Regions from separate parts of the Homo sapiens genome. Here region 2 is linked to region 1. Evidence: read pairs that join two places in POLR2A ChIA-PET (ENCODE). Cell type or tissue: MCF 10A. All regions are shown on one strand. Each heading gives the region's core, and the rest is flanking DNA. Links, peaks and the distances in the headings are about the cores only.

Region 1 (5,390 bases), core at 271-5,270:
GGGCAAAAAAACAGGGACGTTTAGTGTTAGAAGTCAGGTGTCATCTGTTCTTATTGCACCTATATCTTTTACCTGCATCAATATTTAAACTTGGCCATAAATAACCAATAATGTATATCTCTTCAAGAATATTACCAAAGGAGGCCATGAAGTGCTGAGTCTTCAGAGTGCTTAAAATCAGTTTCAGTGTCAGTGTGAATCCCACACTCTATAATTACTTGGTCAAGCTTCTTGGCTGTCTTGGGTCTTTACTGGTTCCTCAGTAAACTAGGGAGCCAAACTTAATGATTATTTAAGGTCTCTAAAATTCATGTCTCTAAGCTGACTGATGAGGGAAATGCCAGGGATTCCTTACTACAGTTCAAACATAAGTGCATTATAATATTTCATGAATTTCAAGTAAACATTCAGAAACTAAAATACACAAAGAAAATCATAGAAAAAGGAAAAATTGTCCTGTAGGTAGGTATTTTTCATAAAGCAAGTAGAGTGCCTTTGCTGTATTACTTTTATTGAGCCCTATACATCAAAGCTATGGGAACTCTGCAATAATTACAAGGATAAATTTGGATCCTTTTTAAAGCATATTAGGACTATGGTAGGACGCTTAAAATTTTTATTTTTTTAAGATTAGAAATGGCTTTTTCTTCAGGTTTGAGAGAAGGATGTTAGTGTCTGACCAACTCCTCATACTACTAAGAAGTCAGCAGGGAATGCGACTTTTCAGAGGCAGAGCAGGGGGCACTGGCCTTAGTGGGCTGCTGGTGTTCCTCCTTCCTCACAAGCCTCATCCTTCAGCCCAAGTGAGAAGGGCAAATGCATTCAGGGATGGGAATTTTTTTTTTTTTTGAGACAGAGTCTCACTCTGTTGCGCAGGCTGGAATGCAGTGGTGCGATCTTGGCTCACTGCAACCTCCACCTCCCAGGCTCAAGCAATTCTCCTGTCTCAGCCTCCTGAGTAGCTGGGATTAGAGGCATGTGCCATCACGCCCGGCCAATTTTTGTATTTTTAGTAGAGATGGGGTTTTGCCATGTTGTCCAGTCTGGTCTCAAACTCCTGACCTCAAGTGATCCGCCTGCCTTGGCCTCCCAAAGTGTGAGGATTACAGGCATGAGCCACTGTACCTGGCCAAGGGAAATATTTCTTAAAGCCTAGGAACCCCCACCCTTGGTGGCCAGGGCGAGCCCACCTGCTCGATGTGCATATTCTCCAGGAGCGCGCTGTGGGGCCGTAGGACAGGCAGCACCTCTTCGTCCTCGTCTTCATAGTAGCTGCATGTGCTCTTCCTGCGCTTTGCCTCTTCAACAGTGATGATCTGAAATGAGAAAACAAGCCAAGAAAAATAACTTATTGGCTTTTCTTCTAACTGCTAATTTAAAAAATCACTCTAGGGACACCCGTGCTTGAAAAGGTGACGCTTCGGCAGCAGGAAATCAACTGAACAGGACTTTGGGGAAATGGCTAATTTTTCAGTTTCAGAACAAATGCACAATTAAAGACAGTACAATCGAGGCAGTTAATATGTATAAATTAAAGTCACAAGTCACAAGGCTAGACGTGGTGGCTCATGCCTGTATGCCCAGCACTTTGGGAGGCCAAGGCAGGAGGAAGATGGCTTGAGCCCAGGAGTTTGAGACTAGCCTGAGCAACATGATGGGACCCCTATCTCCATATAGAAATAAAATAAATAAATAAATAAAGTCACGAGTTTTCCAGTTTTAGTATAGCTGCTGATTGCTCGGTCACTGAGAATAGTATATAACACCAGAAGATTTCTACCTTTGAAATGCCCTAAATGATTCTCTTTTAGCCTTTAGATTTAGGATCTGAATTGTTAAAGGACTAATCGGAGATCATTCAGTAGGTAAGTCTTCTATAAATAGGGAGTTTGCGGTGATGAGGATAGTTTTTAATCAGGTTCCTGATGTTTTCTCTTAAGGTTGTGCACATAGAAACCACTTCTGTTAGAAATAACGAATGATAACAGCTACCAGGAGCATGAGTACAAAGAAGTGTGAAGCTTTAGTCTAAATTACAACTAGGTTACAATTATTTATGTACTGTTCAGAGATGATAAAAATAGTCTCCCCTTCTAAACCTAGAAACATCATATTGTACAAAACATTTATTATTTAACTCTAGCTATGCTTATGAATTACCAAAGTTCATTTTACTCTAAAATCCATTTTTGGCCCTTCTTAAATTATGGATAAATCACTGGATTACTTTCAGATTGAAGAGTGTATATTAGGCTTCTTGGCCTTTTGTGTAAGATCAAGTGAAGGATTATATTAGACAACTAATTCACCAAAATGTACTAGTATTAATGATTTTATATTATAGAGAAAAACATTTAAGTTAAATCCAGTGCAAGTTGTCAGGCAGTAGTGCACTACTCAATTTCCAAAATGCACAATGACAGATACAAAGTACCCGCTGGCGTCTGAGCCAGATTTACAAGTAAGAAAATTAAGCTTACTAATTTTACCATTTTCTGGGGGAGTGTTTCCGTAGTGAAAACACTATCAAGAATCACAAACCAAGCATTTTAAATGAATGAAATAAAACACTCTGTTTTCAGCAAACTCTGTGTTTATCACAAGTATAAAATGAGGCTGTGGAATGAAAAAAAATCAAATATGGATTTCTGGCTCCAATGAGAAGAGGCAACCACACCATAACCCTCTCCGCAATGAATAAAACACCTGCTGGTAGAAATGTCAGCACAATCCTTTCTAATTAGAACGACTTTCAAAAGAAACTCGGAGGTACATCACTGAGAATTCACCAGCACCTTATTAGCCCTCGGGACGCACTCCAACATACCTTCACAAAAGGCTCTTCGTCAGGTCTGGCACAATAGAAAATCTGGATGTCCAAGGGTAATCTTTGGCCTCTCATTGTGAGCAGTGAGAAGTGTGGCTCTCTCTCTAATGAGGAACAAGTTTTCTCTCTACTCTGCTTCCACACCACAGTTACTTGTAGCCACGCTGAGCTACAACTGTTTTCTCAGTATCTAGTTTCCTGCATGATTGAGTTTCTGTTTCCCTCAGGAGAAGTTTCAACATTTCTACAGGAACACACCCAAATTAGGATTTAGAGCAAACACACTTCCTGCCAGGCATCGCTGTGAGACTGTAAAAGGACACTTTCACCTTTGAAACGGTGGTTTCCCAACACTATGATAAAACCCCATTGTTCATTTTTTTTCTTTTCCTTCTTATACTTTTTTTCCTAATCGTCCCTCCAGTGAACCTAGCTTTTCTAGCCCTGCCTTTTCAGAGTTTTTTTTCTTTTTTTTTTCTCCCCCGCCCCCAGCACCTTCTTTAAGGCTAAAGCTCCATTTAAAATGGTACGTGTGATCCCTGGTATAAGCTTGAATCTCAAAGGAAGGATGAAAAGGAGCCTTCGGTGGAGGTAGGCTTCATTACAGTTAGAACAAACGGCATTTCACTTCAATACTATGTCATGTTTGTTGGTGGGAGGGACTTAAAAGAATGGGAAAACATCTGGTTTACATGAGGTTGTGAAAGATGTCATCTTACATGTAGTTTTATAAAACAGTTGGCAGAGTAATACTTATCTTTTTACATTTTGGAATTAGTTTTAATGACTAATAAGCAGGATGAGTCCTCCTCTACACTTCAGATCACATGTCAGGAGGTTAGAAAGAAATACAGATCAGCACTGGATCAATTTTCAGTGATATTTCTGTGATTCTTCCAGATCCGAAGTGGCCTTTCAGTCTTGGGCACAGCTGCGGGGATCAGAGTGTATTGTATTGCTCACACTGGGGGTTATAAAGAAGACTCTAGCAGATACTTAGAGACCAGTCCACGGCCAGCAGAACTGACTCTCAATGCAACAGCCTGAGCACAACCTGGGACAGAATGCCAGCAAGACAACACTCTCCTCTGGGCCCCTGGGACTCCAGGACAGCGGACATTTATTATTTCCTATATGATGGTGGGTGCCAGGTGCTTTGCCAGGCACAGAGACATAAAGCTGCTCACAGTCTCCAGCAGGTGAGGAGACAGTAGAGAAACAATTCTAAATAAATGGGTGCCATTCCATGTGATTGTAAAAGGAAAATAAAATCTTGGGATCACAAACTCACTACAAAAAAAGGGAAAATTAAGCTTTGAAACTGAGCCACACAAACAAAAACCATCTTTCCTTTTGTTTCTAAACAGCTGTCTCCCCAGGTGGTCTCCCTCACCTGGACAATGTAAATTAACAGCTTATTTTCACAAGTCGGAAACAAGAGCAGACTAGAAATTGACCTTACTGCTCACCTCCAGACCAATGCATACTGGACTTCTTCCACGACTCTGTTTACTTCATCTTATGTAAAGTGCAGATTTACTGCGCACAAGGCATACATGATTGAGGGTTCCTCTACCCTCTCCTTTGCACATGCAACATTTGGATTCAGTGCACACTAATCAAAGACTCACAAGAAAGTAACCGTTTGTCTCATTTTTTCTACCCTCCTCTTTTCTCCTTCCTCTCCAGCCCACTTTTCCCCCTTTAAATACTGAAGCCCTCAAAACCCTCTTTGGAAAAAGTGCAGGACACAGATCCTACTGTGGCTTGTGTCTCTTTTTCCCTCCCTAACCAGATGCATCCTCAACCTTAGCAAAATAAACCTCTAAATTGATTGAGATCTGTCTCAGGCATTGTTTTTGGTTTATAGGATACAGATGCCAAAATCTACAGCAGACACTCAAAGGAGGTTGGGGTGACCTGGGGGGTTCTGAGATAGCTTATTCACAGAGGAGATGGTGCTTCAGTTTGAGAGCAAGGATAGGGTGTGAGAAGATGTTCCAGGGACAGGGCACAGCAGGAATGCAGAGATGGATTCTGGGTTCACATTGGCTGGAGAAGAGACAGCAAGGAAAGCAGTGATGAGGAAGGTAGATGAGACAGAAAAGGTAGGAGGAGCAGAGAAAAAGAAGAGCCCTGATGCCACGAAGGAGCTTAAAACTTACCCTACAGGTCAGTGTTTCCAAAACATAACTGTTTGGAAATCATCTGGGAGCTTTGAAAAATACAGATTCTAACATTCCTCCCTCCAGACCTACTGAATTAATGTCTCTAGTAATAAGGATCTAGGATTCAGTTTTTTAAAATTCCCAGGTAGTTATTCTAACAGGTGGGTAAGAATCAGCAGAGTCAATAAGGAGGCCACTGAAGCTTTTAAGCACAGAGTATCCAAGCTTGCTTGTATATTTAAATGACAAGTTATACAGCCCCACAGTCCATATGTAAGATCTTTCAACATGATGAAGGAAACATTGGAAATCATTAAATAGTGCTGGAAAAAAATTGACTATTAAAAATATCATCTACCATACATCAAAAAAGCAACTACAGATTGAGTGAAGAG
Region 2 (5,390 bases), core at 134-5,133, 77 kb before region 1:
AATCACCCATTTAAAGCCTCAGAGAAGTCGGCAGAACTGCTTTACAGTAATTCCATTTCTTTTGGAATGGAAGGCCCAGATTGGGAATCTCCACAAATGAGATTCCTCAACTACCACAGCACTCTGTGTTTTCTCTGCTTTATAAAAAAAAAGAAACAAACAAAAAAAAAAAAAACAGTCCAGATGTTCTGGTAAGTCTTGTTTCAACATTTCCAGGTATACCAACTCCTCCCTATATCTAACAAGCCTCTTGCACTTCATTTAAGAATCTCTGGGAAAACACAAAACAAAACATAATCACATACTCTTCACCAATTTTAATCCATTCAGTAGTTCTGACTCTTCAGCTGCTTTAAAGTTCTACATAGGAGTCAACAAAAGGCCTAATAAGTAGCTTTCAAAAAAACAAACTGACATAGGTAGAAAGAAAACTTGCTCACCCATCTACCAAAATAAATATTATGTGGATTCTCAGGGATGCAGTTTGGGTCTAAACCATAATCCTCCAAAACAGAAAATACATGTTGCGGTTTCTTTAAATTCACTTTTCCTTCAAATGGCAGAAATTCAAGTGCCTAAAAGAAACAAAAGAAATGCTGATGTCTTATAATAATTTACAATGAAAAATGGCGCTTATCTAATAACATTACCTTGTAAGCCTGGAGTCAACATTAAATAAAACATGAAAAGCACTTAGCACAAAATGTGGTACAAAATAAACACTTCACAGACATTAGGTATTCCTATATATCAACAATGGCCAGACTGCATTCATCATGTAGGTTTTTTGTTTTGCTAAATTTACTTACATCTATTCGCTTGATTTTCTCTTCTTGTGTCAATGTCTTATTAAAAGTGTGAATCTTTATTTTATATGTAGAGTCCGAATGTAGAAATGGAACCTAAAATAAAAGGAAATCAGTTTTTTGAGTATTTTAATTCTACAGAATCTGCACGCATGCCTATATAAAACCACATTTTACTACGCACCATCTTCTCCACAGGGTAGTTTTTAAGAGAACTGTACAGCTCCTCAGGAGATTGTCCATGACCCCATAGTTCAAATATAGACCTAGGAAATAAATGATTGGTACTAACCTCAGTAAAGAACTTAGTTCACACAGGAATACATACAGTCATTTTACTAGTTCTTTATGCACACTCCACTGATTATTGCCTATGTTTTGCAAAGTATAAATGAATCGGTTATTTTAGATAAATGGGTAAAAAGCTGCAGAAAAGCCAATTATTCCCAATGTCTTCTCCATAATACAAAAAGACTAATGACCAAATAAAAATGTTATTAACAATTAGCTGGCCAGGCACAGTGGTTAACGCCTGTAATCCCAGCATCTTGGGAGGCCGAGGTGGGTGGATCACTGGAGCCCAGGAGTTCAAGACCAGCCTGGGCAACATAGTAAAACCTTGTCTCTACAAAAAAGGCAAAAAATCAGCCAGGCATGGTGGCACACACCCATAGCCCCAGCTACTTGGGAGGCTGAGGTGGGAGGATCACCTGAGCCCTGGAACTTGAGACTAAAATGAGCCAAGATCATGTCACCGCACTCCAGCATGGACAACAGAGTGATACTCTGTCATGCATGTGCGTGCGCACGTATGGACACACACACACAATTTTAGTAACTAACTTACCCAAAATGTTGAGGTCTAATAAGGCATATTCCTAGGTACTTGTTATATTTTTCACCTTTTTGTCGCATGCTCAAAATATTTCATGTTAATAATAAATTAACTTTCAATCCCTTCTAACACAGAAAAATTTGAATTTAAGTTGGTTTTGAATCTATGCTTTTATAAAAGTCTATCTTCATTCTGATACAGTTAAATTGTAATTTTTTTCCTTTGCAAATGATTTCTTCCTTTTCTATTGAATTTACAGAGAAAAGGCTTCTACAATAATATTAATCTCACTTAGCTATCACTTAAGGTATACCTCAGCTACACAAAATATATAGATAATAAAAAGCAATTAAAAATTATATTATACAACTGTTAATTGTGCCATTAATCAAATATATGAATTAGAAGAGTTATGAAAGAAGCATACAAGTTCTTAGTACTCCAGTGGCTATTTTAAACCTAACAAGCAATTATTCAAAAAGAGTTTTTTAAAAGTTATGTTTCTGTTTTCTAGTCATTTTTATTTCATAATAAGGCCTGTTAACGACCTTCACTGTAAAAGATTAAAGGCTGCAGGTAGTTCTCAATAGGATGAAGTTAACTAAATATTGGGTTGTGTCCAATTCCGTAATACAACAATTACATATGATGATATAAAACATCGCTAACCATGTTAATAAAACTAGATATATGTAAATTCTTATTTGCATTGCATTAGCAAATATAATTTCTACAGAAAGTTTTCAGCAATCTGCCAAAATGTTCAGGAAGAAAAAGCAGCTTAAAGATAACACAAGCTGTTTGATATTTAAGATGCTAGTTAAAAATACAGTTTAATTTTCAAATCTGATGACAGAAAATTTTCCAACAGTATAAAGAAAAAAGAAATGAAAGAAAAGAAAAAAAAAGTGGATGCCAATGATAAAGTCTAGAAACACTGAGGATAAACAATGAACAGCATCATTACATTAATTCACACCAAGATTTGGTACTCATAATTATTTTCTCTACCAACTGAAACAGTAAAACATGTCTCACGGCAGTCCTCACTTTTTGTTACCTTACACTTCACTAATCTGCTCATCCAATTAAAAACCATCTATGAAAAAAGTATTTTTGGATTTTCAGCACTTTGGTTATAATTATATGTGGCATCTATCCTGCGTAAGAACATAGTGTTTATATCTCATACTATACTCCCGCATAATACGGAAGTTTTAAAAAATTATTCTAAAACAAATGTGTCGACATTTCCCCAGAGATTCTTTCATCCTTGGTTTCGGCAGGTAACCCTCCTCTGGTCCCCCACCGCCACCCAGTGGCAGTTGTATGTAACTGCAAGCTAAACTGAGCCTTCACACTGCCCAATATAGCAAAAAACAGGATTGAGTGGTTATGAGAAGTACCAGTATATTCATGCAGGAGAACATAAGTTTCTCTTACTTGGCACACACTGTCCGTTTCATCAAATTTCTTGCAATATCTTCAGAGGGAATGCTAAGAATCCAAAATGGTGACTAAAAGAAATAACAATATGCAACTTAATTCTAAGTGGCTACATGGCCTCATATGCTTTTATTCAAGAAGTCAATAAGGAGAAGTGCCTATTTGCTACTTTCATGTAAGAATATCTGATCTGACTGTAACCAAAATAAAAATCGTTCCAATAGTAAAAAAGTAAATTAGAATAATATAGTAAAAACATTTTTATAATGACCCTATAAACGAATATATCCTCAAATGAAACATTAATTTTGTATCTGCCCTTTTATGTAGCTTTACGAAAGGAATTAATGCATATTATATCCCAAAGTATAATCTTGAAATTCATCATGGCTAATCATCCCTTATAATACAGCTATTTCATTTTTAATTTCTAAGTAATGTATTTCTTAGTTGCTACATGAGACCTTTTTCTAGGTAGGTGTGGCCATCTGAGGGTGAAGGAGGGGCCCTTTGAAACAACTATGATAGAAAATCATGAGGTACATTATTAAATTCTCATTAGCTTTTACTATTTTATATTTTATCTAGGGGAAAAAAGCTCCAAGTGCATCAGGGGTGTTTTCCCAATCCTCTATCCCAACACCCAAGATTACAGGCACTGGTAAGCTGCAGCCAGATAACCTCTTGCCAGAACACAGCAAAATCCAAAAGGATCCTGACCTCATTTCATCACCCTTAGCCAATTATATCCGCACTCTCCTTCCTTTCCTCCTCCCCTCAATAAGTGAAAGTCATTCAGGAATAAAAGTCCAACACTACAGGACTTTCAACTTTAGCTCTTTCATCTTTTGCAAGAAATCCTTCCTGTCACACCTAGCTTTTTTCTTTTTTCTTCAACTTTTAAGTTCAGGGATACCTGTGCAGGATGTGCAGGTTTGTTGCATAGGTAAACGTGTGCCATGGTGGTTTGCTGCTCAGATCAACCCATCGCCTAGGTATTAAGCCCAGCATCCATTAGCTATTCTTCCTGATGCTCTCCTTCACCAGACTCCACCACCCCCAACAGGCTCCAGTGTGTGTTGTTTCCCTGGACATGTCCATATGTTCTTATTATTCAGCTCCCACTTATAAGTGAGAACACGTGGTGTTTGGTTTTCTGTTCCTGCATTAGTTTGCTGAGGATAATGGCTTCCAACTCTATCCATGCCCCTGCAAAGGACATGATCTCATTCCTTTTTATGGCTGCACAGTATGCATGATCTCGTTCCTTTTTATGGCTTCCATGGTGTATATGTACATTTTCATTATCCAGTCTATCACTGATGGCATTTAGGTTGATTCTATGCTTTGCTATTGTGAATAGTGCTGCAATGAACATATGCATGCATGTATCTTTATAATAGAATGACTTATATTACTTTGGGTATATACCCCGTTTTTTTTCTTCCAATATTTACCCTACCCAACAGAAAAATTCAAAATAATCCAAACAAGAAAAAATATTTTCATCTTAGTATTACTTTTATTGAGAAAATTTTTAAAGCAACCTGAATAAAATGAAATGGTTAATTATGGTAGAGCTAGTCAATGAAAAATATTATGTAGCTATGTTAGAGATAAAGGCCAAGTAACAACTTAGGCCTATATTGACACTATCAGGTGAGAAACACAGACTACAGAAGTAGAATTACAATAGGGAAAAAAAAGTACACGAAAAAAAAAAAGACTGGAAGGCAGCATCCCCAAATTATAAGTCACGTCAAGAAGGAACTGCAAATTATTTTTTCTATTTTCCAAACTTCTGTCAAACACTGATATAGTTTTATGCAAAATACAAAGCTCATAAATTCAGTCTTATACAATGCACAATTTCAAATTTTAAAATGATTCTCAACACGAGCCCAACATTCTGCCAAATTCTAAATTCAAATTCTAAACACAGCTCACCAATGGAGCACAGCCCTTTTTTAGGTGAAAGGACAAATTATGACACAACTGTTGACTAAAAATGTAAAACAAATAAAATACTAGAAATAAATCTAAATTACTTAACAAAACCACAAATTTTCCAAAAATATCCACTTTATTCCACTGCCTCTTGAAACAGATACAAGTAACCATACAAATATAAATTTAAGATATGCACTTCTTCTCTTCAAACCCAAGGCTCTATTTCTAAGTATACTCCATATGGTCTAATGAAAATTTAACTTACCTTTCCATAAGTTTCTTGACTGCTGGCAAACTGACCTCCAAAAAGCAAAAGCAAAGACTTTATTTCCTGTATTGAAAATATTACAGAG

The links. Peaks named below come from ENCODE experiments on the same cell type or tissue, not always from the same donor. Only the 100,000 strongest peaks of a DNase experiment are listed, where the experiment ranks them.
Region 2: POLR2A ChIA-PET joins it to region 1 with 5 read pairs; 5 of 35 experiments call an interaction of 5 or more read pairs at or near these places.

Annotation. Positions count from the first base shown.
Region 1 is chr6:125,916,869-125,922,258 of GRCh38, reverse strand. NCOA7 (nuclear receptor coactivator 7) reads right to left here. Exons shown (of 16, transcript NM_181782.5): 12 at 1,191-1,316. It overlaps LOC124901397 (a long non-coding RNA gene), which reads left to right and starts at 3,217. Exons shown (of 2, transcript XR_007059741.1): 1 at 3,217-3,418; 2 at 3,728-4,079. RefSeq lists an enhancer at 2,841-4,040. In MCF 10A, for the core only: no CTCF peak of the experiment used is centred there; a DNase peak (open chromatin) is centred at 3,098.
Region 2 is chr6:125,993,735-125,999,124 of GRCh38, reverse strand. It overlaps TRMT11 (tRNA methyltransferase 11), which reads right to left. Exons shown (of 13, transcript NM_001031712.3): 2 at 5,303-5,368; 3 at 3,085-3,158; 4 at 991-1,072; 5 at 810-902; 6 at 441-575. Among named protein-coding and RNA genes, the nearest start is that of TRMT11, 9.9 kb to the right of the region's middle. In MCF 10A, for the core only: a CTCF peak has its summit at 2,967 (motif pointing left); a DNase peak (open chromatin) is centred at 2,954.